Linked DNA regions of Homo sapiens: regions 1, 2, 4 and 5 are each linked to region 3. The links are chromatin loops, found by intact Hi-C in ENCODE. Cell type or tissue: dorsolateral prefrontal cortex. All regions are shown on one strand. Links, peaks and the distances in the headings refer to the core of each region. The heading gives the core; the rest is flanking DNA. Region 1 has its middle 7.7 kb from the start of LINC01381. Region 2 overlaps ADCY3 (adenylate cyclase 3). Region 3 overlaps EFR3B (EFR3 homolog B). Region 4 overlaps EFR3B (EFR3 homolog B). Region 5 overlaps LOC105374329 (a long non-coding RNA gene).

What was found. A loop is a pair of places that touch in the nucleus more often than their neighbours do. Peaks named below come from ENCODE experiments on the same cell type or tissue, not always from the same donor. Only the 100,000 strongest peaks of a DNase experiment are listed, where the experiment ranks them.
Region 1: it touches region 3 in a loop (4-fold over the local background); 26 of 110 quality-filtered maps call a loop at or near these places.
Region 2: a loop joins it to region 3, with 2.1 times the contacts of the local background. A loop is called at or near these places in 26 of 110 quality-filtered maps.
Region 4: a loop joins it to region 3, with 2.7 times the contacts of the local background. A loop is called at or near these places in 12 of 110 quality-filtered maps.
Region 5: a loop joins it to region 3, with 5 times the contacts of the local background. A loop is called at or near these places in 34 of 110 quality-filtered maps.

What each region holds. Positions count from the first base shown.
Region 1 is chr2:25,193,368-25,199,803 of GRCh38, forward strand. No RefSeq gene overlaps it. Among named protein-coding and RNA genes, the nearest start is that of LINC01381, 7.7 kb to the right of the region's middle. In dorsolateral prefrontal cortex, for the core only: a CTCF peak has its summit at 3,254 (motif pointing left); a DNase peak (open chromatin) is centred at 3,244.
Region 2 is chr2:24,827,364-24,833,799 of GRCh38, forward strand. ADCY3 (adenylate cyclase 3) reads right to left here. Exons shown (of 22, transcript NM_004036.5): 12 at 4,299-4,386; 13 at 3,346-3,462; 14 at 539-798; 15 at 183-245. LOC105377626 (a long non-coding RNA gene) reads right to left here. Exons shown (of 2, transcript XR_939842.3): 1 at 6,379-6,436; 2 at 4,717-4,997. Among named protein-coding and RNA genes, the nearest start is that of CENPO, 37 kb to the left of the region's middle. RefSeq lists a silencer at 5,837-6,131 and an enhancer at 6,311-6,436. In dorsolateral prefrontal cortex, for the core only: a CTCF peak has its summit at 3,205 (motif pointing right); a DNase peak (open chromatin) is centred at 4,838; H3K4me3 peaks cover 381 bases; H3K27ac peaks cover 2,777 bases.
Region 3 is chr2:25,126,967-25,130,966 of GRCh38, forward strand. EFR3B (EFR3 homolog B) reads left to right here. Exons shown (of 23, transcript NM_014971.2): 6 at 1,217-1,366; 7 at 3,009-3,143; 8 at 3,586-3,664. Among named protein-coding and RNA genes, the nearest start is that of POMC, 40 kb to the right of the region's middle. In dorsolateral prefrontal cortex, for the core only: a CTCF peak has its summit at 2,480 (motif pointing left); DNase peaks (open chromatin) are centred at 1,596, 1,945, 2,445, 3,374 and 1 weaker place; H3K4me3 peaks cover 608 bases; H3K27ac peaks cover 2,833 bases.
Region 4 is chr2:25,062,292-25,066,291 of GRCh38, forward strand. The region is part of intron 1 of EFR3B (EFR3 homolog B); the gene reads left to right. Among named protein-coding and RNA genes, the nearest start is that of EFR3B, 22 kb to the left of the region's middle. In dorsolateral prefrontal cortex, for the core only: a CTCF peak has its summit at 281; DNase peaks (open chromatin) are centred at 340 and 1,890; H3K4me3 peaks cover 1,591 bases; H3K27ac peaks cover 3,855 bases.
Region 5 is chr2:24,407,075-24,413,510 of GRCh38, forward strand. The region is part of intron 2 of LOC105374329 (a long non-coding RNA gene); the gene reads left to right. Among named protein-coding and RNA genes, the nearest start is that of ITSN2, 50 kb to the left of the region's middle. In dorsolateral prefrontal cortex, for the core only: CTCF peaks have their summits at 3,046 (motif pointing right) and 3,251; a DNase peak (open chromatin) is centred at 3,042.

The DNA.
Region 1 (6,436 bases), core at 1,459-5,458, 68 kb after region 3:
GGCTGGGAATGGGGGAATGGGGAGCGACTGCTCATGGGTTTCTTTTTTGGGTGGTGAAAATGTTCTGGAATTATCTAGTGGTGATGGTTGCACAGCCTTGGGAACATACAAAAAACCACCAAATTATGCACATTATTTATTTGTTTATTTTTGAGATGGAGTCTCACTCTGTTGCCCAGGCTGGAGTGCAGTGGTGTGATCTTGGTTCACTGCAATCTCCACCTCCCAGGTTCAAGCCATTCTCCTGCCTCAGCCTCCCCAGTAGCTGGGACTATAGGCACCCGCCACTGTGCCCGGCTTATTTTTGCATTTTTAGTAGAGACAGGGTTTCACCATGTTGGCCAGGCTGGTTTCGAACTCCTGACTTCAGCTGATCCACCCACCTTGGCCTCCCAAAGTGCTGGGATTACAGGCATGAGCCACCATGCCCAGCCCTGAATTATGCACTTTAAAATGATGAATTTTATGGTAAGTGATTTGTATCTCAGAAAAAAAAAAAAAAGGCAACTGGCTGTGAGAAGCTGGACCATTGACAGATCAGGCCTGGAGACTTGACCATGGGAGAGTCAGCGCGGAGGTGGCTTAAAACCAAGGGAGTGGAGAGTCACACCATGACAGCAGCATAAGGTGAGAACTGGGAAAGCCTAGTGCCCAGGGAGACACTCACATTTAGAGTGTGGTGACAGAGGAGGAGCCAGGAAGAGACAAGAAATCAGGAGAGTGTGGAGGGCTGGGCATGGGGGCTCACGCCTGTAATCCCAGCACTTTGGGAGGCTGAGGCGGTGGATCACCTGAGGTCAGGAGTTCGAGACCAGCCTGACCAACACCGTGAAACCCCATCCCTACTAAAAAAACAAAAAGTAGCTGGGTGTGGTGACATGCGCCTGTAATCCCAGCTATTCGGGAGGCTGAGGCAGGAGAATCACTTCAGCCCAGGAGGCAGAGGTTGCAGTGAGCCGAGATTGTACCACTGTACTCCAGCCTGGCAGCCTGGGCGACAGAGCGAGACACTATCTCAAAAAAAAAAAAAAAAAAAAAAAAGAGCATGCGCCACAGGCTGCAGGAGTTTCTACAGGCAAGGCTGTTCCAAAACATGTTGCACTGAACAGTGCTCCTTGTGCATGAACCTTCATGCATTGCTAATAGGATCAATCCTAGAGGTGGAACTCCTGGGTCAAAGGGCAAGGGCACTTTGGATAGATCCTGCAAATTTTCACTCATCCACATTGCAACTGTTCTGGATTGTGAGTGAGAGGGCCAAGATGCCTGCCACGTGGAGAGAGGACCAGAGCCAGCTCAGCATCCCGGGAAAACAAGGCAAGGTGTGGATTGCCAGGCATGACCTGGCAGAGCTGATCAGCTGATGGGCACAGCATGTGGCCAGAGTAACTGAGAGACTTCAGCAGAACCCAAGAAGACAAGGGATTCGTACCGTGGGAACAGAGCAGACTGCTCCGAGGGCCTGGGAAATGTTTGCTGAATTAACAAAGCAGCAAGAGAAACACAATTGCAGGGAAAGAGTCTTCATTCCAGAATCCCAGGTGGCCACGATGCTGCTGTGTGACCCCAGGTGAGTCACCTCGCCAACCTTCAGACAGTTCGTCTGTCAAACTGAAGGTCCGTACAGCATTTCTGGCCAGGATCCTTTCCACTTTAGAACTCCATGGTTCCTGCTTGAAAATAGGAGTGAAACTTCCTTTTAACACCAACTACCAAAATCAGGACAGTTTCTTTTTTGAAGTTTTGTTCCTATGGTGGTTTCTCCATTCTCTGCAAGGGGCCAAGAGGTCATGATTTTAAGCAAGCATTGACCAAAACAGCTCAGTTCAATTTAGCAAGCATTTACGGAGTGTCCCAGGTGAAAGCCACCACCATCACCATCACCTCTTGCTGATTAGAACAGCTTCCTAGCCAGTTTCCCAGCCACTACCTTGCACCACTGCAGTTTATTCTCAACACAGCAAGCCACAGCCAGGCATGGTGGCTCACGCCTGTAATCCCAGCACTTTGGGAGGTCAAGGTGGGCAGATCACTTCAGGCCAGAAGTTCGAGAACAGCCTGGCCAACATGGCGAAACCCCGTCTCTACTAAAAATACAAAAATTAGTCATGTGTGCTGGTGGGCACCTGTAGTCCCAGCTACTCAGGAGGCTGAGGCACGAGAATCACTTGATTCTGGCAGGCAGAGGTTACGGTGAGCCGAGATCATGCCACCGCACTCCAGCCTGGGCAACAGAGTGAGACTCTGTGTCAAAAACACACACACAAAAAAAACACAGCAAATCACCCCAAGCAAAAGGCAAAGTCTACGATGGCCTACAAGGATCTGCAGGATCTTGCACCTCAACAGGGTCTGCATTCCACCATGCACACACACACACACACACACACACACACACACACACACACACACACACTCCCTCCCACCCTCCTGCCTCTGGGCCTTTGCACAGCCTGACCCCTTGCTCCCTCGCCTCATTAAGGTCTCTGTTCAGAAGAAACCTCATCAGAGATTTCCCAGACCTCCTTATACAAAATAGCACCCCAGCTCATCACTCTCAATGTGCCTATCCTGCTTGGTTTTCTTCATAGCATTTATCACCAGCTTTACGTTATATATTTATGTGTTTATGGCCTATTCCCCACCACTACCACACTGTGAGCTTCCTGAGAATAGAAACTGTTGCCTCCGCTAGTCCTGGAGCAGCATCCGTAGAGAACAAGCATTCCAGACATCTTTGGGGAGAATGAATGAACCCTCACACAAGCCCCAGCCATAGGAGTCAGTACCAGGTGCCTGCTGAGTGGATACAGCAATGAATAAATCTAGGTTCCTAAGTTAAGCTCTTGGCTTTTTTGCAGGGTTTGGCATCTCTCCAAACCTGAGCTTTCCTGTGTGAATCTAAGGGTTAGCAAGCCTGGGACACGCTCCAAGAGGGTAGGAACTGCCTTCTATTCACTGCTGATCCCAGAAAGAGCGCTCAGAAGGGCTCACTACTCAAGAACGAAGGTGTGGGCCCAGTGAGACAGACTGTATTCTTCACACAAGAGCAAGAGAGAGATGCTTCTGCCTCAGTCTAGGAAGCCGAGATTCGGTGAGGGAGAAATGGGGATTGAGTCTTGTCACCGTGAAGGTCCCCAGGTGGGAGGCTCTGTGACCTGTACCTAAAGCCCTGCATTATTTAAGACTTTAGAAGACTCGGTCTGGTGGTTACAATCCCTGACAGTAGGGCAGCCCTGCCCTCTGGTGGCCACCCGGTGCAGTACCATCACGGGAAACGGAATTTTTTTTCATTTTACAAGTTCCTTAATTCCCTTAAAGACATCCTGGGAGACATATAATACAGGAATACAAAGTAATCCCGTTACCTTGATACCCTTGCTGCCACGGGAGCTTTCACTCTTATGCCTATTTTAAACCTAGTTCACTGATCCAATGAAGTGTTTACCAAGCGCCTACTGTCTCAGGCAATGGCCGTGAACAAAACAATTAAAAATCACTGGTTTGCGGGGCGTGGTGGCTCACGCCTGTAATCCCAGCACTTTGGGAGGCCGAGGCAGGCGGATCACCTGAGGTCTGGAGTTTGAGACCAGCCTGGCCAACATGGCGAAACCCCGTCTCTTCTAAAATTACAAAAATTAGCCGGATGTGGTGGCACGCACCTGTAATCCCAGCTACCTGGGAGGCTGAGGCAGGAGAATCACTTGAACCTGGGAGGCAGAGGTTGCAGTGAGCCGAGATCGTGCCATTGCAGTCCAGTCTGGGCAACAAGAGCGAAACTCCATCTCAAAAAAAAAAAAAAAAAAAAAGAAGAAGAAGAAGTTTTCAGCTTGCTTGTAACCCCAGCACTTTGGGAGGCCGAGGCGGGTGGATCACCTGAGGTCAGGAGTTCGAGACCAGCCTGACCAATCTGGTGAAACCTCATCTCTACTAAAAATACAAAAATTTGCCACTGCACTCCAGCCTGGGCAACAGAGCAAGACTCCATCTCAAAAAAACAAAACAAAACAAAACAAAACAATGAAGCTTTCAGCTTTCAGTCTCTTTATTGGCAGGAGTGAGGGAAGCTGGCTGAGAGGTCTGCCAGCCAGATGAGTTTTCACTGTCCCCAAGTCCAGGATGCCAGGAAGCCCCCAGGCCAGAAAACAGGGCATGCAACTTCCATTCCCAATACTGTGAATTTACTCAACAGCTGGGGAGACAGTGAGGAAGACAGGCAGGCCAGGTGCAGTGGGGCATGTCTGTAATCCCCAGCCCTTTGGGAGTGCCGAGGCAGGAGGATTACTCGAGACTAGCCTGGGCAACATAGTGAGACTCCCATCTCTACAAAAATGTTTTAAAAAATTAGTCAGGCATGTTGGTGCATGACTGCTACCAGCTACTCGGGAGGCTGGGGCAGGAGATCGCTTGAGCCCAGGAGGTCAAGGCTGCAGGGAACCATGATTGCGCCAATGCCCTGCAGCCTGGGCTACAAAGCGAGACCCTGTCAAAGAAAAAAAAAAAAGAAAGAAGAAGGAAGAAAGAGGAAAGAAGAAGAAGAGAAGGAAGGAGAGGAAGAGAAAGAAGGAAGGAGACAGGCAGAGTCCTGTGCCCTCTTGGAGTACAGGCTGTGGAGAGGCAGCATGGAAAACGTGACCACAGGAATGATTGTCATCACATTGTTGTACAGGAGCCCCGGCTCAATCCCGGATCCACTTCCCTGAGGAAGTCTTCTTTATGCTAAGAACTCAGGGGTTCAGAGGAGCCATCTGGCCCGGCAGTGAGAGAGCGCTGTGTGAGCACCTGGAGCACACAGAACAGAGGAGGAAGGGGAGAAGGGGAGCGGGCCAGACCTCACAGGACTTTGTCAGCCGGTTGGGAAGTGTGGGAGATCCTTGCAGGAACAGGAAGCCACTGAAGGGGCAGAGCACTTTTGAGCGCGACTGGCCTTTTAGAAAAGTCCCCTGTAACGACACTACCAGTTAGAAAATACACTAACTGGAAGAAAAGAGTCCATTCATAAGAGCAACACAAAGAACAAACTGTTTAGAAATTGATTTATCAAGGAGTATGTAAAACATTTCTAAAGAAAAGTTGTAAACTTTACTGAGGGACATAAAACAAGACTTGAATAAATGGAAAGACAGATTTTGTTTTAAACAAAAGTCAGTATTGTGGAAATGTTAAGCCTCTTTAAATTTACCTATATATTTGCCAGATACATAAAACCCAAATCTTAGGGCCCGTGCTGTCTCCTTTCCCAATTCCCAGGACTTTCCCTCTGCAGCACTTATGACAATATGATTAAATGACTTTTATAATGATGTGTTTCATGCTGCCTTCCCACTAGACCCATAAAATAACACGAAAATTCATCTGGAAAATATATTAAGTGCAGATAGCCAGTAAATCTCTAAAAAGTAACCCTACCACATAGTAAAAATACATTAGAAACCTGGAAGAAATAAAGCAATTTGGCACACGTACAAGAACAGGCAGTAAGATCAACAGAACACAACAGAGACACTAAAAGAGACCCAAGTATATGTGGAAATTTAGAATATGATAAAGGCAAAACGACACCAGTCGGGAAAATGGATTATTCAGTAAATAGTACTGGGGAAATGGCTGGCCACCTAGAAAACAATTACATGTGGAGCCACACCTTTCTCCTTGATATCAAAATAAATTGCAGGTAGACCAAAAACGTAAATGTACAAGTGGAATCATCAGCACATGAGAACAAAACATGACTCTATTCTTAATTTGAGTCTAAAAAATATAAAACTCCTTATGACAAAAATACTTAAAGATTAGTTGGGGGAAACATTTGCAACAATATGAGAGTCCATGTGCCAGTTTCCTCAACTACAAAGAATGCTTAGAAATCAATAAACCAGGCCGGGCACCGTGGCTCATGCCTGTAATCCCAGCTACTTCGGAGGCTGAGGCAGGAAAATCGCTTGAACCCGGGAGGCAGAGGTTGCAGTGAGCTGAGATCCCACCATTGCACTCCAGCCTGGGCAACAAGAGGGGAACTCCATCTAAAAAAAAAAGAAGAAGAAGAAATCAATAAACTGGCCAGGCGCGGTGGCTCACACCTGTAATCCCAGAACTTAGGGAGGCCAAGGCAGGAGGATCACTTGAGGTCAGGAGTTGGAAACCAGCCTGGCCACTATGGCAAAACTCCGTCTCTACTAAGAACACAAAAATTAGCCAGCCATGGTGGCGGGCACCTGTAACCCCAGCTACTCAGAAGGCTGAGGCAGGAGAATTACTTGAACTCAGGAGGTGGAGGTTGCAGTGAACCGAGATCATCGTGCCACTGCACTCCAGCCTGGGTGACAGAGCAAGACTCCATCTAAGAAAAGAAAAGAAAAAAGAAAAGAAAAGAAAAGAAATCAATAAACCACAGATAAAGAACCCAGTAGAAAGAAGAAGCAAGAGAACACACAGC
Region 2 (6,436 bases), core at 931-4,930, 300 kb before region 3:
CTTCCCTCCTCACTGCACTGCTGCAGCCCTCCTGGAGGAACCCATGCCAGCTTCTCTAACCTGCACGTATCAGGTCACGTGCCTCCCGGGAGGGTGAGATCCCGGGGCTTGGGCCTGTTATATTCCTGTCTCTAGAAGAAGGGCTGTGAGTGCAGGCCAGGAGGGGAAGCCGTGGCCCTTACCTGTCAGTGCCATTGAGCCCAGGGTTGAATCCTTGCATCTGCTCTAAGGCCACCATAGGTAAGCTGTTGGACAGATAACAGCACAGTCAGGCCCCATCTGGGAACAAGAGCCTGATGCCCAGCCAGGCACCGGGGTATCCCAAGTCCTCCACTCGGGGAGAATGGGAAGAATCTATTCTCAGGTCCTAGCCAAACAGTGATACGTCTGTGAGCAGCCAGGAACTGGTTCTTGAACAAGCCTTTGAGGACCCCTAGTGGCAGAAAGCCACCTCAGCACAGGCCCATGAGCTTGAACTGAGGACTTTGCGGGCGGGAGGAAGGAGACAATACAGATCCCCAGTCACGCTTCATCTTACTCGTGCTCCCGAAAACGCTTGTGGTCGTATTCATCAAAGACGGGACGCCAGGCATAGAGGTTGATGGTGGCCACGGCGCCTGCGACGAGCAGCATGAGCGTGAGCTTCACCATGTGGCTGACCTGCACCAGCATGATGGTGGCGATGAGGGACAGCACGGCCACATAGTTGTAATACTTGGGGTTCTCCAGGCAGCTGCCCTCCGTTTCCATCCCTGCCGTTGCATTGCTGGGTCCCGTGTAGTACTGGAGACAGCTGAGCTGGAGGCCAGGACGGCGGGCAGGGACACACGTTCAAGAGAACAGCAGGTGCTGGTCACAGAGGGCTGTGCATGGTAGTGCACGCTCAGCTGCCACCTCCCGCGGCTCCCCCAGAAATACCGGGAAAGATGGGGAAATTTACCAGGGACTAATCATATGAAAGTTAGTAACTGCAGCTAAGAGCCTCGCCGTTGCCTCATTTGACATTCACAAAAACTCTCTCGAGTATTTTTAGTACTGTCCCTATTGTACAGAAAACTCGGGCCAGATTTGCCCAAACACAATTAGCAAGCAGAAAAGCCAAAAGTAGGAGCCAAGTCTTTAGGCTTCAAATCCAACATGTTCTTCCCCATATCACACTGTTGCTTCAGGAGGGGCCACGGGACCATGAGCCCCACTCACAGCCTCCCCGTGATGACAGCTAGTCTCTGCCCAAATCCTTCCATTGGGGGGATGTTCACTGCCTTCTGGATTCTTTACTGGTTCTGCTACTGGGCAGATGCGGCCGGGAGAAAGCGCATCCAGAACCGGAATCAACCCCCCCTTTTTGTAACTTTCACCCACAGGGCAACCTTGTCTTGCTTGCGCGATTCCCGCCATGTCATTCTAGCATGAGCAGTTGTTACACCTCCCTAGCTTTTTACCCCTCCATGAGTGACAGCATCTCCAGGTGTCCTGTACAGTGTCCAGGACCCCATGCAGTGGTGACCTCCACACCTGGGTGCCAGGTTCCAGGCATGTTGTGACATGCAGGGGGCCTGGGGCTTCTCTTCCCTGGGTAGTGGGCACCAGCAACCCCTGGCCAAGGTAGGCTCTGGAGCCCCTAACTCCTCATTCCCAGTAGACTTATTCTTTTTTTTCTTTTTTTTTTTTGAGATGGAGTCTCGCTCTGTCGCCCAGACTGGCGTGCAGTGGTGCATTCTTGGCTCACTGCAACCTCCACCTCCCAGGTTCAAGCGATTCTCCTGCCTCAGCTGCCCAAGTAGCTGGAATTACAGGCTCGTGCCATTGTGGCTGGCTAATTTTTGTATTTTTAGTAGAGACGGGGTTTCACCATCTTGGCCAGGCTGGTCTCAAACTCCTGACCTCAAGTGATCTGCCTGCCTCAGCCTCCCAAAGTGCTGGAATTACAAGTGTGAGCCACCGCGCCCGGCCCCCCACTGGACTTCTGATTAGCTGCAGCCCTGGAGCTTTTTCACTTATACCACTGGCAGAATAAGTCTCCATGTTGGTTGTATTTGTGTGCTCCAATTTTTTTTTTTTTTTTTTTTTTTTTTTTGAGACAAAGTCTCACTCTGTTGCCAGGCTGGAGTGCAGTGCACAATCTCGGCTCACTGCAAGCTCCACCTCCCGGGTTCACGCCATTCTCCTGCCTCAGCCTCCTGAGTAGCTGGGACTACAGGCGCCTGCCACCACGCCCGGCTAATTTTTTTGTATTTTTAGTAGAGACGGGGTTTCAACTGTGTTAGCCAGGATGATTTCGATCTCCTGACCTCGTGATCCGCCCGCCTTGGCCTCCCAAAGTGCTGGGATTACAGGCGTGAGCCACTGCGCCCGGCACCGTGTGCTCCAATTGTTAAAGTACAACAATAACATTATATTTGAAAAAAAAGGAAGATAGTGTATATGGTACTACCACAATTAGAGGAGGCCGTGACAACTGACAAGAGAACACTGATGACAGCTCCAGGCATGTAGTGCTCAATACGTGCCCAGTGGTTCTAAACCAATAGATCTGGGCTCCCAACTCCTGTCCCTTTTCCCCAAGAAAGCATTTGGCTGCCCCCTCAGGGAGGAAGAATACACAGGACTGGGACTTAGAACTGCCTCCATTCTGGACTCTGTCACTTCCTGGCTGTGTGACCTAGAGCAAGTGAATTACCTTTTTTTTTTTTTTTTGAGACGGAGTCTTGCTGTCGCCTAGGCTGGAGTGCAGCGGCTCAATCTCGGCTCACTGCAACCTCCGCCTCCTGGGTTCAAGCGATTCTCCTGCTTCAGCCTCCCAAGTAGCTGGGATTACAGGTGTGCACCACCATGCCTGGCTAATTTTTGTATTTTTAGTACAGATGGGGTTTCACCATGTTGGCCAGGCTGGTTTCGAACTCCTGACCTCGTGATCCGCCCACCTTGGCCTCCCAAAGTGCTGGGATTACAGGCGTGAGCTACCGCGCCCAACCAATTACCCTTTTTGAGAGTTAGTTTCTCCCTATGAAACTGCAGATACTGGTACAACTGCTCAGGACTTTTTCACAGATTAAATGAATCAACATACATAAGGTACCTAGCACAGGCCTGGGCACATGGAACTGTGCTCTCGGACTCTGGGAGAGGAGCTTCAAGGAAACAAGTCCATCCCAGAGGCTCCCTGGATGACAGGGACAAGACTCCTTCCACTAGGTGGGGATGATGTGTTTGGGAACCTAAGAGCCACTCCAAAGCTACATGACGGTGGAGGGATGGACTGAGAAACTGCTTGTGTGACCCAAACAGAAGCCCTTCTCCACTGAGAACAGGGGCGTCCCTTCAACAAGGACAGCAGGAGCTCACCATGTCCACGACATTTGCCATCACCAGGATGAAGATGGCGAGCATGGCCCAGGTGTTCCTGGCCCAGCGGGTCCGGTCAATCCAAGTTGAGAAGGCCACAAGCTTCTTAGGAAAGGCCTAGAAGGAACAGAATTTCAAGGGCCATGAGCCTTTGCCAGTCCTTTCTCCTGCGACGTGACTGACAGCAACTCAGGCTGGTCCCGTATTCCAGTCCCAGGAGCCTCAAAACGGACTCTGCCTGGGAGTCACCTGACAGCTGACCAAGGGGCAGAGCTGAGAAGAGGGCGTGGGAGTTCTGACGCTGTGTTGGACCTCCTCGATGTGCCTGTTCAACAGCACAGCCTCCAGGTCGCAGCCCTTTCCACAGCAGACGTGGTGACGAGGTGAGGCCAGGGCAGGAACAGTTTTCAGGGCTGCTCGTCTCTGGCCAGCTACTCCTGCCTATCCTGGCTCCAAGTGACCTGGCGAGCCACCTGTCAGATTTATGTTCCTAAACACTGCTTTACCTTTGTCATTCTGATTAAAAAAAAAAAAAACTCTGCTTGGTACCTCAGTGCCTTACAGGAGAAAGTTTTAATCCCTTTAGTCTGGCTTCTAAGGGCCTTCACCATCGGGGCCAACCCACCTTCCAGCCGGCCCTCCACTTCCTCTCTACCCAGGTTCTTGTTTACCCAGACTCTGCCGTACTCATACGTGCTGCAGCGCCACGGCCCAACAAGGCCCACCACGGCCCAGCCGTGGCCCACCACAGCCTGCCACAGCCTGGTGGCCCAGCCAGAGGGAGTGCTCTGCTGATGGTGAATGAATGGATGGGCAAGTGCCTGGACCGTCCTAACAGAGGAGTGTCTGCCTGTCAGATTTGACAGAAAGAATAACTCCATCACTGCCCAGTTTTACAGGGAGTGCCACTCACTTCCAGAGGCTTCTGAGCTCAGTAGAAAAGTGCCTCTTACCCGGGGAAAGATGGCAGCCAGGGAGCAGATGGTCAGGATGAGGAGCAGAATCTCCCCCACCATGAAGGTCACATAGTTTGTCATTAGCCTGTGACAGAGAGAAGACAATTGGGAGAGGCCAGAGGGGACAGTGAGATGGGGTGAGGGGCTAGGAGAGGAAGGGACGGGGATGGGGGCAGGGGCCAGGGGACAGCGGACAGGGGGCAGGGGACAGTGGACAGGGGCCAGGGGGCAGGGGACAGCGGACAGGGGCCAGGGGACAGCGGACAGTGGCCAGGGGACAGCAGACAGGGGCAGGGGCCAGGGGGCAGCGGACAGGGACTGGGGGCAGGGGCCGGGGGCAGGGGCCAGCAGACAGGGACCGGGGGCAGGGGCCAGCAGACAAGGACCGGGGGAAGGGGGCAGGGGGCAGGGGACAGGGGCCGGGGGCAGGGGACGGGGAGGCCTCTCAGCACAGCACGAGCCTGTACAGCTCCACGCGGTGCCAGGGAATTGCTGCTGCCTGCCGTGCAGAACAGGACAAAGGCCCTGATGAGACGGGCCGCCAGCTGAGTGCCGGCCTGGGAGCGGGCCACTCTCCAGCTGCAGCTGCTGCCTGGGACATTTCCCAGAGAGGGAACAACTCACAGGTGGCCTGGGCACAGCCCAGGATAAACTTGGGCAGGGATCTTAGGAATGCACCCCTGCCATGTCGCTGTGCTGAAAGGACAGAGCACGGAGCAGCATCACTCCCTCGCTGCCGGGGGCTAAGAGTCTGCCTGTGACAGCCACCCCCAGCTTCACAGTGGACACACTCAACACATCCACCTTAACCTGACAACTCCCGGAAACCTGTTCTCTATACCCTCTGCTCACACCCATTCCCGTTTAACCCCTCCCTGGAAGGTGTCCTTGCCAAGAGCCCCAGAAGCCTCCTGGTAGCTAAATCCATGTCCCATTTTCAGTCACCTCTCACCCCTCCTTGAGACACTTTTCTCGCTTGGTTTCTTGAGTCCTTTTCTGTCTCTGCATCTGGACACGCTGCCTTGAGCTCAGCAAGTCTCGTGTTGCAGCACAGCCTGCATGCTGGTGATGCCAGGTTCACGTCTCCAACCCCACCCGCCCTCCAAACTCCAGATCATGGATGCTGGCCTCCTTGGCTTGTGGGCACTGCAAACTTCACGTGTCCCAAAGCAAACTCCTGATCTTTGCCTCTCCACTCTCATCTTTCCACCTTGTCCCCATCTTGGTTAACGGCACCCCCGTCCTGCCAGTTGCTCAGATCAGAAGCCCAGGAGACATCCTCAACTCCACACTCACGCCCCACAACCAATCTGCCAGCAAATCCTGTCAGCTCTGTCTCCAAAATACATTCAGCATCTATCGACGGAATCCAACCACTGATCCTCCTCTATCCTCGGCCTGGCCTGGCCACCACAGTGGCTTGTCTGGGCCGCTATTTGGTCTCACTGCTCCCGCTGTGCTCACTAAGCGCTGTTCTCAGCAGGAGTGAGCCTCTCCAGGCATATGTCACAACAGGGGACTCCTCTGCTCCCTTGTTCTGGCGGCCTCCTGTGTTAAGAGTGGAAGCTGGCACCCTGCAGTGGCGTGTAGGAGGCCCCACGTCTGTGCTGGACTCCTGCTACTCTTCCTGTGGCCCGTTCCCAATGCGATGCCTCCTCACTGTGCCTCCAGGGGCCAGGCCACTCCAGCCTCAGCACCTCTATCCGAAGCAGGTGTCCCCCAGATAGGAGAAGGCTCGCCCCTCACCCGCTTCCAGGCGTTACTGAAATATTATCCTGCCAGCAAGTCCTGCTCTGACCATCCCACATCAAAATGCAAACAAAACAAAACAAAGCTCCCCAGCAGCATACCCGCCTCCCTTCCTTGCCTTCCCTGTGTCTGCAGTACTTACTCTCGCATGGATGCATATTTTAATTGTTTAATTGCTTTTGCCTGTAGCTTCCCCTACCAGAACCCAAGTTTCACGAGAGCAGGGGTTTCTGTGTGCCGCATCGCTGCCATAGCCCCAGCCCTTGATCCCCACGCATGAAGCAGACAACCAATCAATACTTATGGAATGAGTGAATTTGAGCCTCACCACAGTCGTGAGTGTCCGCTAGGGCAGGGGTTGTTCTCCTCATTTCACAGATGAGGAA
Region 3 (4,000 bases), core at 1-4,000:
GTAGATCATGAGGTCAGGAGTTCAAGACCAGCCTGACCAACACGGTGAAACCCTGTCTCTACTAAAAATACAAAAATTAGCCGGGCATAGTGGCACATGCCTGTAATCCCAGCTACTCAGGAGGCCAAGGCAGAAGAATTGCTTGAACCCGGGAGGCAGAGGTTGCAGTAAGCCAAGATCGCACCATTGCACTCCAGCCTGGGCGACAGAGCCAGACTCCACCTCAAAAAAAAAAAAAAAAAAAAAAAAAGCAAAACATTTGGAAACAACTTAAATGACTAATAGTCACTAGTTTAGAAAGGTCTTATGATAGTCTATCAGGCAACCATTCAACATGTTTATGAAGAGTTAATGACATAGGAAAATGCATAGAATGTATGTGAAAAAAGCCAATACAAATAAAATATGCAATAGGTTCTTAATTCTGTTATATATTATGCACAGAAGAAAGGAATTACATCAAAATGCCAATAACAGTTATGTTTGATAACAAAGATAACAGTGGTAGTGGTGGTGGTAGTGGTAAATCTTCTCTTCTCTATACTTTTCTATGATTAGTATGTATTATTTTATAACCAGAAAAAAGGTTTTATAAAAAAGAAAGAAAGAAACTTCAGTCTGAAATAAATGGCTAGTAAAGAGGGCTCCCTCCCACAGAGCTGTGCTGACCCTGGGTTCACATAGCAGGGACTGGGGGTGTACAAAAGGGGCTCCTGCTGTGCTGTTACTCAGTTTCCCCTCTGGTTAACCCTAGCTCCAAGCCGACACCCCTTTGTGCCCAGAGAGCCTGCAGCTCTGTGCCTCTCCCTCTGGATCCGCCTCCCCCTGCCCCCGCAAGTTGCTCACAGCCTCGGATTCTGCTTCATCAGTTCTTGGCAGCGTTTTGAGCTCTTACATCTTGGGCCCAAGCTGGAACAACCCCAGCTAAGTACTAAAGATGGGGAGCTGGAGCATCCAGCACCCTAGGGCTGGAGCCCAGATGGTACCAGGGCAAGGGCAGCCTGGGAGTCTCCAAGATGATTAAAAAGACATGGCTTCCTGGGCTCATGTCTGCCAGCACCAGGAGGTCTCATGAGAGTAGCAGCTGGTCTCCATTCTGCCTTCTGATGGACAAATGTATCCCTGACTCCTAAGCTGTGCTCTTCTCTTAGCCACCGAAGCTGGACTTCTCAGGGCTAGAGGACTTCCGAGTCCCACTTCACCCTTTTCCTTACAGAATTCGAATGTCAGGCATCAAAGGCCTGCAAGGGGTGGTGAGGAAGACGGTGAATGATGAACTGCAGGCCAATATCTGGGACCCACAGCACATGGATAAGATCGTTCCATCACTGCTTTTCAATCTACAGCATGTAGAGGAGGCAGAGAGGTAAGCAGGCCGGGATGGGGCAGGACAGTAGATATAATCAACCCTCCAAGGGCTGCTTGGGAACCACATGGTTTGGGTTGGTCAGTAAAACTCAGCTACAAGGCCAGGGACATGGCTTTGTGGCTTGTTCTGCAGTGAGTCCAAAGCTGGCTCCCTAGAAGCCATGGGTCTGACTTTGTGCCAGCCCACAGTGTCCCTTAACATGTGCGTTACCGAAGGAGGACAGTGTTGGTGCTGGGCTCCCTGGTGGGTAAATCTGTTGGTAATAACACACAGAACCAAGAGTCTGGTTACCTTTGTCTCCCTGGAAGCAGGGCCAAGGAGGCTTTAAGATGCCTTTTGTGGGCCGGGCGCGGTGGCTCACGCCTGTAATCCCAGCACTTTGGGAGGCTGAGGCGGGCAGATCACGAGGTCAGGAGATCGAGACCATCCTGGCTAACACGATGAAACCGCGTCTCTACTAAAAAAAAATGCAAAAAAATTAGCTGAGCGTGGTGGCGGGCGCCTGTAGTCCCAGCTACTCGGGAGGCTGAGGCAGGAGAACGGGAGCCCGGGAGGCAGAACTTGCAGTGAGCCGAGATCGCGCCGCTGCACTTACAGCCTGGGCGACGGAGCGAGACTCCGTCTCAAAAAAAAAAAAAAAAAAAAAAAAAAAAAAAAAAAAAAAAAGATGCCTTTCATGGCTCCGATCACTGCGGACTTTCCATCTGGACCTTCCTTCCTCTGTTGCTTCCTGATGCTATTTCAGGCCCTGAAAACGTGCATGCTTGACCAGCCCGCAGCCACTCAGTAAGAGCTTGCAGATACTGGGTTTTAATCCTGGATCCCCTAAGCATGGGATTCATTCCTGTCCCTGCACCCTCATTTTTCCCCTCGGTGAAATGGAATGGGGAGAAAGGCCCACGTTGCTGTCCCACCTGGGCTATCTGTGCACTAGGCTAGTTAGGTCGGTTGATCCCAGGCTACTAGAGCTAGACTCGGGTCGACGGGGGCGGGGGCGGGGGCGGGGGCGGGGGCGGGGCGTGGGGTGGGGCGTGGGGTGGGGTGGGGTTCGTATGCCATCTGGTGGCTGTTTCTGGAATAGCATCTCACTGACAAGCTGCTGTGGTCTCTGGGCTGGGAGTCCTCCGGCTCCTGTTCTGTCCAGATGTGGGCCCACTCCCTGTGACTTGAGTATCATTGACTCTTGCCTGAGCCAACCACTGTGCCTTTCCTTTTCCCTCCCTCTCTTTCCTCTCCTTTCTTCCACTTCTGTTTTGTTTTTTGCCTCCCTTTCCTATCTTCATCTCCCATCTCCTTTTCCTTCTGAAGTCTTAGGTGCATCAAGACACACATGTTCTACACCTCACCTGGCCCATGGGGCTCAGAGCATCCTTCCCACAGTGGTACATCTGGAAATCTTTAAGGATTTCCAGAAAAAGAACTTTATCTTTTCTTCTCCGGTCTTCCCCCACTTCCCCCAGTGGGGGCTTCTTTACCCCCATTTAATTTCTGACAGCTGTGACGCCTCCCCTATTGCCTAGTGCAACCCATGTCAAATTCCTGCTTGTCTTGTGTGGATGAAACACGGAAAGCCGGGATTGTACAGAGCCTGACCCCAGCCTGCATGCCACCCTCTACCCATGTGCCTCTGTCTCCCCAGCCGGTCTCCCTCACCCCTCCAAGCACCTGAGAAGGAGAAAGAGAGCCCCGCGGAGCTGGCTGAGAGGTGTCTTCGGGAGCTGCTGGGCCGGGCTGCCTTTGGCAACATCAAAAACGCCATCAAGCCTGTTCTCATGTGAGTGCCCCCACCCACTGCCTTGGCCCCAGCCTTCAGCCTGGATGTGTTTCAGGTCCCTGGCATCTCCTGGCTGGCTGGGGGGAAGGGGATATTACAGTTGTGGTGCCGCAGCCGAGTCGATCCCTTCCCTGTGCCTGTGTTCCCTGCACTGTGACAGCAAAAGCTGCCACAGGGTGGCCAACTGCTGCCAGTAGGAAGGCACCCAACGCTAAGCAAAGGTGCCCAGCTTCACCACACACATCCACAACTGCAGAGCGCTGTCCTTGGCCTCTCTCCAGCACTGGACTGGGACTACCCCAAGGCCCTTCAGGCTTCACTTCCTCACCCGGGAACTGTGCGAGGGGCTCTGAGAAGGTGTCCCTCTGCCTCCAAGCTAATCTCTTCTCCCTAACACTGCCGGGAGTTTCATAGTTGTTCCCCCACGTTTTCTCCCTCACAGCCATCTGGATAACCATTCTCTTTGGGAACCCAAGGTGTTTGCCATCCGTTGCTTTAAAATCATCATGTACTCAATTCAGGTATGGTGGCTCCCCTGGGCCAGCCGGATCCCAGGACAAAGGCCTCTCTAGAAGCTAGACGGGTGCTAAAATAGAAAGCCAGAAGTCCCCTGTGACTCCTCCGAAGCCCCCAGTTGCCGAAACCAGTGCTGCTTAAGCTAGCTGTGGAGAAGGGCCGGCTGATTTTATTTCCAGTACATCACAGACCAATACTTTTATAAAATACAATTAAAACAAATAATTTCTAGAAAAATTAAATAAAAAACTCATGCAAAATGCAAGCCTACAGATCACACCCTTGGCTGCTACAGCATTGACAAATTGTTTACTAAACACTGACTTTCCATCCCATCCTTA
Region 4 (4,000 bases), core at 1-4,000, 65 kb before region 3:
AGTGGGTTGACTGGAAAGGGGGACTTTGTGAGGGGATTAGCAATGTCCTACCTCTTGTTTGGGTGATGGTTACACAAGTGTAAAAGCAGTTGTCAAAACTCAAGGTACTGAATGCTTAAATGTGTGCATCTTACTGCATGTTAATTATACTGCAGTAAAACAGTAGGAAACCCTGGAAGAGAAGAAAACATCCGTGCAAACAATCCCAGGGCTGTTTTGCAGTGCTGGCAGTGGGTATACTAGGAGACGGACGGTCAAGGGCCTGTGCCAGCCCGCACCAGGGCTCTTACCAGCAGCCTAGCACCAGTGAAAGGGCTCATTGAGAACTGCTGGTCAGGGCCGCAGGCTACTAGACAACTTACGTGCCGAGTAGCAAGCAGAGGAAGCTGACCCGGGAAGTCCATCCCATTGGCAGCTGGGAAGCTGATGGTGCCGGCAGGGCAGTGGGGGGAGGCCCATACGGCAGGGCCATCTGAGTGTAAGGCCTGCCTTTTGGGCACTGCCATTGGCGTTGCTGACTCTCAGGGGACCTTCAATGACAAAACAAAGCCTGACTCTCCTAGGCCTCCGGCACTGTCTCAGCACAATCACAGACATGGCTGAGCAGGGCTGGGTGTGAAGGATTGATTTTTCTTTTTCTTTTTTTTTTTTGAGACAAGTCTCGCTCTGTCGCCCAGGCTGGCGTGTAGTGGCGCGACCTCGGCTCACTGCAACCTCCGCCTCCCATGTTCAAGCGATTCTCCTGCCTCAGCCTCCCGAGTAGTTGGGATTATAGGTGCCCCCCAACCCGCCCCACCCACCACCCCTGGCTAATTTTTTTGTATTTTTAGTAGAGACGGGGTTTCACCATGTTGGCCAGGCTGGTTTTGAACTCCTGACCTCAAGTGATCTGCCTGCCTCAGCCTCCCGAAGTGCTGGGATTACAGGCGTGAGCCACTGTGCCTGGCCGAAGGATTGATTTTTCCATTTCCTCCTTGGGGCTTTTGTGACCTCACAGCCCACAGTAATGTCATTCTCCTAAGTACACAGAGGCTTTAATGACCTTATTATTCACCTGTTCCTTAATAATGTGCTGGCTTGTGACATCTCTGTATAAGGACCTATACTCTCTGGCTAGGAATGGTATATATTTTTTCTAATGGCACACTGAAATGGATTAATCTCAGTGTGTTCTTTGCAGGCCAGGGGTTAAGTGTGAAGACCCTGTAGTCGGACAGCCCTGGGTTTGAATCCAGCTACCCCATTTAGCAGTTAATGTGACTTTGGAAGTGTTACTTAACTGCCCTAAGCCTCATTTTCCTCATCTGTAAAATGGAGACGATAGACCCCACCTCAGTGTTGTTGGGAGGATTAAGTAAAAATGCATTCAAACCTCCTAACCGATTGTGAGAGCTTCATAGATGTTAGCTGAGGCTGATGTTAATTACAGAGCTTGTAATACATGTTTTACCATCAACCGATCCTTTTGATGACAGTGTGGCAGTAACAGGGTCACCCTCTCCAGGGGCCTGAGGGTCTGCATTGGAGGAAGGGTTCTCCACTCCTCATTTAGAGCTTTTCAGGAGCTGTCTCTTTCCAGCTGCGTTCTCACTCCATCTGCTCCTGGCTTCTTGAGATGGGCAGAATCTGCTTGAGGGACTTCCTACCTCGTGCAGGTGTTCCCAGAAGGCCCATGCGCGGTAGAGCTGCTGCATTAAGAGTGGGTCTTGGCTCTGATTGGCCTGCTGCTTACTTGGCATTTTTAGTAGGGCTCAACCTAGTACTTGTTTTGCATTTTTGCAGAATTCTGGTGCTTGCTTCTGATTCTGTTTTGCATTTCAAAAGTGTTGCTTCTGAAATTTCTCTTTGGCACCGTGACCACCCTGGCCCTGGCTCTACGTTTCGGAGGCTCTGGGCATGGCGCCTGTCTTGTGTTCTGGCACTGCGTGCATGCTGCAACAGTCTCTCTGATGATATATTTGGGCGTTCGAATGATTGATCTTGGATCTTTAGCTTTTCAGAATCTGCATCTTAAATCTGTGAGTTCGTCTGTATATTTAAAGCACTTACTCTTGATCTCAATCAGTTTGGCTCCATAAAAATAAAGCTTCCTCTGTTACTATATTTGATACTGTGTGTTCATTTAGAAAGCTGAAGGTGAGTAACCCTGCTTTTTATAGGCTGCCTGCTGACCACAATAGGAAACTGGGCATATTTTGGGAAAGGGGAAAGCATGAATGTGTTGTAAAGCCCAAATCCTGATTTCTAACACTATTGTTTTCATGTGATAGATTCTACTCGCTATGATGCAAGCTCTTTGAGAGTATGAGTTATTTATTGGAATGCTTCTTACCCCCAGAGTCCACATGTACTTAAAAAAATCGAATGCCTCGACGTGCCAAGTAGTAGGTATTCAGATGAATGAATTCCTACGAGGAGCCCAGATCACATTAAAGAAAGCTGAATACAGAAGCATTAACTTTTTTCCCTTTGCTTCCATTTATTGGGATTCCTGGAGCTTAAAAGGCTTACAAAGCACTTCCTTCCAAAAATGTAACCAATACATTACTTACACTGATAAATAACATTTTTAAAGTGAATACCAATCAAGTTATAAAATACCAACAATAAATTAACAGTAATTTTATCATCAAAGCTACCAAACACATTTTGGATTCTAAGGACACAACTGAAGCCAGGTGTCAGGACCACCTTGGCAGTTCACCCCTAGCCCAGGGTCACTGGTTCCCAAGGATCTGCACTGCTGGTGTTAGAAGCAGCCTGCATCCCTCAATTGTTCCCACCTGGCGGGGGGGGCGGGGCACACCAAGGCAGCACATCTGCCCCCATCTATTCAGAGACAAAGCAACAACAGCTTCTGTTGTTATTGTTGTTAAATAAATGATTCCTATAATATTTATTTATTTTGAGACAAGGTCTCGCTCTGTCACCCCAGTAGGAATTCAGTGGCACAGTCATAGCTCACTGCAGCCTCGAACTCCCTGGCTCAAGTGATCCTCCCTCTTCAGCCTCCCGAGCAGCTGGGACTACAGGTGCGCATCACCACACCCAGCTATTTTTTTTTTTTTTTTTTTTTTTTGGTTCAGATGAGTTCTCACTGCGTTGCCCAGGATGATCTCAAACTCCTGTGCTCAAGCGATCCTCCCACCTTGGCCTCCCAAAGTGCTGAGATTACAGGTGTCAGTCACCATGCTCAGCTGATTATATAATATTTTACAATGCTCTTGAGCCAGCAGTCATTGAAGCTGAGATTGCACCTTTCCCCCTTTCATAGTCATTATTCACTTCACACTATTTGAAATTCCAGTGTCACCTCCCCACTGACAACCTCTTGGGAAGGTCACCAGTGCAGGCCTGAGGGCTGGGCCCTGTGCCTTCACCTGCTTCTCAGTTCTCACTGCTTCTTCCTCTCTCAGCCATTTTTCTTCTGGAAATTCACCTCCCCTAAGCTGCCAGGACTCAGTGCCCCTGGGGTCCTTGTCTCCTTTTGTGATGATGGCCTCTGCTCTGGGCTGTTCCCAGCCCACCCGTGTCACACACTCACCCAGTGTGAATGGGCAGGTGCTGGGAGGCTCTTCCTGACACCCTCTGCTGTCTCCTGCCTCTGAATGTCTCCTTGGAAACCCCTCCCGCATGAAGGGAGGGAGAGCAGCAGATGTAGCCTGTGTTCCACCCACCTCATCTCTGGTCCTCTACTCTGATCACACATGTCACCACTTGGCTATGGGGCAGGTGGATGCTAGTCAGAAGCCTCTGCTTTCCTTCTGACTTCCTTTCATAACTCCTTAGCACTTCACTGCGGGCTGGAGACCAGATATCCCCCCACCTCCCCACGTCACACACTAGCCCAGTGTGACATCCCCAAGTTTGTCACACTTCCAGCTGGACACTTATAGTTCAGGGCCTTGTCTTGCTCTTCTTCCAGGATAGGGACATTCTTAGTGGCCTCCTGGGAGGGTCAGGGCTTGCTCCATCCATTTATCCACTGGAAGTAGATTCC
Region 5 (6,436 bases), core at 1,345-5,344, 720 kb before region 3:
CCACTGTGCCTGGCCAGTTTTTGTATTTTTAATAGTGATGGGGTTTTACCATGTTGGTCAGGCTGGTCTCGGACTCCTGACCTCAGGTGATCCTCCCACCTCAGCCTCCCAAAGTGCTAGGATTACAGGCATGAGCCACCATGCCCAGCCAGATGTGTGTAATTTTTAAATGTTCCCCAGATGATTCAGTTATACCTTTTATTTTAATTTAATTAATTTTTTGTTTTTGAGACGGGTCTCACTCTGTAGCCCAGGCTAGAGTGCAGTGGTGTGATCATGGCTCACATGCTGCCTCGACCTCATGGGCTCAAGCGATGCTCCCACCTCAGCCTCCCAGGAAGCTGGGACCATAGGTGTGCACCACCAGGCCCAGCTACTTAAAAAAAAACAAACAAACTTGTAGAGATGGAGTCTCGCTGTGTTGCCTAGGCTAGTCTCAAACTCTTGGGCTCCAGGGATCTTCCTACTTCAGCCCCCCCAAAGTGCTGGGATTACAGGCATAAGCCACTGCATCCAGCTTCGGTTGTATCTTGATAAAGACTAAGAAAAACAATCAAAACAAAACACAAACTCAAGTGTCTAGAATGTCACTGAAGGAAGGAGAGAGTTTCAAGCAGAAGTTGGAAAACAGGCTTAGATGTAGCAGAGAGTTCAAGGAGGATAAAGATGATGAAAAATGTGTTGAGTTGGCTTGAATCTTCAAAGTCATTGGTAAAGTAAGAATGCTTTTAGTACAAAGGTGGGGTATAGAATTTGGGTTACATGATATTAAAGATGGGGAGTAGGCAATTAGAACAGCAGTCCTGAACTTTTTTTTTTTTTTTTTTTTTTTTTTTTTGAGACGGAGTCTCGCTGTGTTGCCCAGGCTGGAGTGCAGTGGCACTGTCTCGGCTCGGGCTGACTGCAAGCTCCGCCTCCTGGGTTCACGCCATTCTCCTGCCTCAGCCTCCTGAGTAGCTGGGGCTACAGGCATCTGCCACCACACCCAGCTAATTTTTTTGTATTTTTAGTAGAGACAGGGTTTCACCATGTTAGCCAGGATCGTCTCAATTTTCTGACCTCGCGATCCGCCCGCCTCGGCCTCCCAAAGTGCTGGGATTACAGGCATGAGCCACCACGCCCGGCCGGTCCGGAACCTTTTTGGCACCTGAGTCCAGTTTGTGGAAGACAGTTTTTCCACGGAATGGGGATGGGAGGGTGGGGGTAGTTTCCGGATGAAACTGTTACACCTCAGATCGTCAGGCGTTAGATTCCCATAAGGAGCGCAACCTAGATCCCTTGCTTGTGCAGATCACAATAAGGGTTTGTGCTCCTATGAGAATCTAATGCCACCACTGATCTGACAGGAGGCAGAGATGGCAAATCCATCTTCAAGGTTGGATTTTTGAAAGTTGGTCCTTTGTTTTAGGCTTTGTCAGGCAAATATATAGCCTCCAAAGTTAGCATGTGGTATTTCATATGGCAACCACAGATCAGAAATTTGAGGAGGAGCTACATCATGTAGGAATGACTTTGGTTGAAAGCAACAGAATATCCAACTAAAAGTGGCTCAACCCATATGATCCATAATATGCCACTTACTGGTCCATGGCCTGGGGGTTAGGTACCCCTGAGTTAGAAGGCAAAAAAAATGTGTATATATCAAATGTTCAAGGAGAGTAGATGGCATTAAAAACAGTTTTGCAGGCTGGGCACAGTGGCTCATGCCTGTAATCCCAGCACTTTGGGAGCCCGAGGCAGGCAGATCACTTGAGGTCAGGAGTTCAAGACTAGCCTGGCCGATATGGTGAAACTCCGTCTCTACTAAACAAACAAACAAAAATTAGCTGGGTGTGGTGGGGCACGCCTGTAATCCCAGCCACTCATGAGGCTGAGACAGGAGAATCGCTGGAACCTAGGAGGCAGAGGTTGCAGTGAGCCAAGATCGCGCCACAGCACTCCAGCCTGGGTGACAGAGCGAGATTCAGTCCCCCTCCCCCCCAAAAAAACAAACAAAAGAAACCAAAAAAAAACCCCTAAAAAACAGAGTTGCAGAATTAAGCACAAAAGATGTTTGTTTTCCAGTTTGAAGAATTGAGATACAAGAACATGCAATCCTTGAACTTCAGAGTTGAGGAGAAGCTTAAAGATGACCTGGTTGGATTTTATGTGTTATTTAAGCTTCCTTCACAAAGTCCTTTCGGGCTGTTCATGCCTAGATGCCTCTCATGGTGAGGCCTCCCTCTGCCCTCAGGAGCAGCCTGTTGTGTCTTTGCATGGCTTCCAGTGAAAGCTCTTCTTTATCATGAGCTCAACACTTTCCTCCTCAGATTTCACAGATTGTCATAGTTGAAGCAGGAGGACAGGTGTCAGCTGTGCGAGGATGTTATCTTACTAATACATTTATTTAACGGCTTTCTGAAGGAAATGATTAAAAGAATCTGGCTTGATATTTTTGTTTAAAAAAAAACCGCTAGCCCAAATTTAAACGAATAGGATAGTTTAAGAAATAGTTGTTCTTTAAGGATGGTTTTTTGAAAGTTGGTCCTTTATTTTAGCCTTTGCAAGGCAAATATATAACCTCCAAAATTAGTATGTGGTATTTTTATATACTCTGTCTTTTGAAACTCTGTCGCCCAGGCTGGAGTGCAGTGGCACAATCTCGGCTCACGGCAACCTCCATCTCCCGGGTTCAGGTGATGCTCTTGCCTCAGCTATTTTTGTATTTTTCGTAGAGATGGGGTTTCACCATGTTGGCCAGGCTGGTCTCGAGCTCCTGACCTCAAGTGATCCGCCTGTTTCAGCCTCCCAAAGTGCTGGGATTACAGCGTGAGCCACCACGCCCAGCCAATATGTGGTATTTAGTATGGCAACCACAGATCGGAAATTTGAGGAGGAGCTATATCATGTAGGAATGACTTTGGTTGAAATCAACAGAATATCCAATTCAAAGTGGCTCAACCCATGTGACCCATAATATGCCACTTAGCAAAACGTCTGGAATCCCTGGAGTAGATGTGTTAGGCACAAATTTGAGGTTTCCATGGCTTTCCTCTTCTGACCACAAGATGGAGCAGCTGCTCTAAACATTATATCCTCAGAGGGCCACATTTAAGAAGGCAGGAAGGAGGCTGGAGCAAAAGGGCTTTCTCAAGTCCCCCTAAGCAAGAATTTAAACTGGGCCCCCCAGGAGACTTCTTCTGTCAGAATTTAATTACATGTCCATCGCTAGACTGACAAAAGAAAAGTTAGAGAACCACGATTTACTTAGAACCTAAAGCTGGGCACATGGTTGCCTGGTCAGAATAGGGCTTTTATTTATGTACTTGATTTTTTTAGGTGAGAAAGAAGTGAAGTATAGCCATTGAGTAGGCTGCCAATAGTGCCTGCCAGAGACACTCAGGAGAGATTATATGCTAAATCCACCAGACCCTTTGTCTAAGGGCAGGACGTCACCTCTTCAGAAACTGTTTTTCTTCTTGTGGTAATTATTAATTCTCTGCAGTGATTTAGAAGAATTCTTGTACTAAATGTCTTGCCATTAAAAGTTTGATGAGTATAGAAACTGACAGTAGAACTATTTTTAAAAGTAATTCTACTTCTAACCCAAACTTCTTACTCTAGCTATTATTTTACCACGACGTGAGTTGTACGAATCACCTCCAATTTACATATTATGGAAGAGCCTTACATGGAAAAGAAGAAATCATTTTCAAATTAGACATTCCATCTAGAACTGTCAGTAGCTGATTCCCATCACTGTCTTTTATTTCTTCATGCTTTTAGATGAGAGTAATCATATCTGCAGTAATTCCCAAGATAAAGTTTTCTTTTTACAGCTAATTTTATGAAGTTTTTTTAATTTCAAAGAATAAAGCAATTATTCTTTCTTTTTGAAATTGCATATCGTCCAGAAACATTAATTATTCTTTCTTTTTGAAATTGTATATCAAGTTTAGAAATATTGACTTCTTTAATTTGAAACACTAATGTCAAGTGATAGGTATAAACATCTATATTCTATCCTCTTTCTTTCAGTGTACTTCTTGTTCTTGGCAGATCCTCATTCCTACTGGATATCTGTTGCACGCCAATTATCTTAGGCTACAGCTGTTTACTGACAGCTGTTCTCTCTACTGCCCACCAGGCAGCCACCCTTTTGTGGCAATCCATGCCTCTGCCTCCCAAGTGGGGCTGCTTTGGCCGGGGCTTCACCCTTAGCTCAGGCACAGAGCTTCTGATCTAAATCAATCCAAAGCTTGCATTTCCAGCAAAAGTATCATTTCTTCTCATTGGCTATGAATGAGGCTTCCATTCATCAGTCATTTTTCTGGGGACTTCTGAGGGAAAGATTCTTTCTCTGTCCTGCTAGATTTTTACCTGAGGGAATGTGAGGCCCAAAGTTGCTGCAGCCATCTTGACATCTTCAGTGGGAGCCAGTCTGAGAACAGAGGTGAGAGAGAGAGAGGGAGAGAGAGAGAGAAGCAGACCCTCGTGATACATTTCAACCTTTAAGCCAAGATAGCAGCAAGCCCTATTTCCAGACTTTTCAGTTACATAATCAAGTAAATTTGCTGCTTTGTTTAAGCATCTTTCTCTTTCCCTCTCACCTTCTGTCATGGGATGACTCAGCAAGAAGGCCCTTGCAAGATGCTGACACCTTGATATTGGACTTCCTAGCCTTCAGAACTGTGAAGAATAAATTTCTTTTCTTTATAAGTTGCCTAGTCGCTGGTATTCCCTTATAGCAGCACAAAATGGACTAAGACGGGCACGATAGATTGACCTGGCTGTGTGACTGCAATCTCTGGGCTTGGCTGAGGGCCATTTGTGCCTGGAATTGGAGGACACTGTGAAGACATTGTCCATTTCAGAAAGGCTTTGTTCCTAAGTCAGTGCCTCTGGCCTTCTCCACAGTGACCTTTGCCACACTCCACCCCAGGGGTCCACATTCTTGTCAAAGGGTGAGAAATCTTTTGTGACTGGCCATGATGATGCCATTGTAACACAGGTGGCCAATCAGTTTATACATCTGTTTATCCCCTTAAACAGGTCATTTATTTTCATGCACAATTGAAACTGTAAGTCAAACTCTGCTTCTTTATGGTGGTAAATAGTACGTTGATTATGCTAAAGAAAGATTATTATCGTAAGTGAACACCTGTGTCTTGTATCACAGTGGTACTACATCAGGGAAACCTGGTGGTCTGTTTTATTTATTTATTTACTTATTCAAGAGACAGGATCTCATTCTGTCACACAGGCTGGAGTGCAGTAGCACAATTGTAGCTCATTGCTCTAACTCCTATGCTCAAACAATCCTCCTGCCTCAATCTCTCAAGTAGCTGGGACTGCAGGTGTGTGCCATACAGTCAGCTAATTTTTTTGTTTTTGTTTTTGAGACAGAGTCTCTCGCTCTGTCGCCCAGGCTGGAGTGCAGTGGCACAATCTTGGCTCACTGCAACCTCCGCCTCCTGGGTTCAAGTGATTCTCCTGTCTCAGCCTCCCGAGTTGCTGGGATTACAGGCATACACCACCACGTCCAGCTAATTTTTTTGTATTTTTAGTAGAGATGAGTTTTCATCATGTTGGTTAGGCTGGTCTCGAACTCCTGACCTCAAATGATCGCCCGCCTCAGCCTCCCACAGTGTTGGGATTATAGGCATGAGCCACTGGGCCTGGCCTAATTTTTTTTTTTTTTTTTAGATTTTGTAGAGGCAGGGTCTTCCTATGTTGCCCAGGCTGGTCTTGAACTCTTGGCCTCAAGTAATCCTCCCACTTTGGTCTCCAAAGTACCAGGATTACAGATGGGAGCCACCATGCCTGGCCATGTTTTATTTTTAATAGGAAATTTGTTCGCATGGCTGAAAGCTCAAAGGGTACAAATAAATGTTTGTGAAAACTTTCCTTCCCGCTCCTGTTTCCCAGGTGCCCAATTCTCTTCCCCAGAGCTAATCCATTTCATGCTTTTGATGTAGCCTCCCAGAGTGACTTTATGCATATTTAAGCAAACAATGTATTATATTCCCCCTTTGCCTCAACACTGGTGTATGGACCTTCTGAGCCTTGCTCTTTTCACTGAAGATATCTTGGATGTACTTGCATGTAGTACATAAAGAGCTTCTTCATTCTTTTTGGTAGCGTCTGAGTATCCCACAATTTCATAATAGCATGATTTCATTAATGTCTGTTGATGGACATTTCAGTTGCTTTGTATCTTTGGCTCTTGAAAACAATGCTACAATAAACAATCTTGTACATATGTCATTCTGCACTTGGGTAAATATATTTTTGCAGTAAATGTCTAGACGTAAAGTTTTTGGGCCAAGGGTATATGTGTTTGTATATCCTCCCCAACACACACTTTTTTAGTTTAGTTTTTTTTTTATTTTTTATTTAAGATGGAGTCTTGCTTTGTTGCCGAGGCTGGAATGCAATGGCCCGATCTCGGCTCACT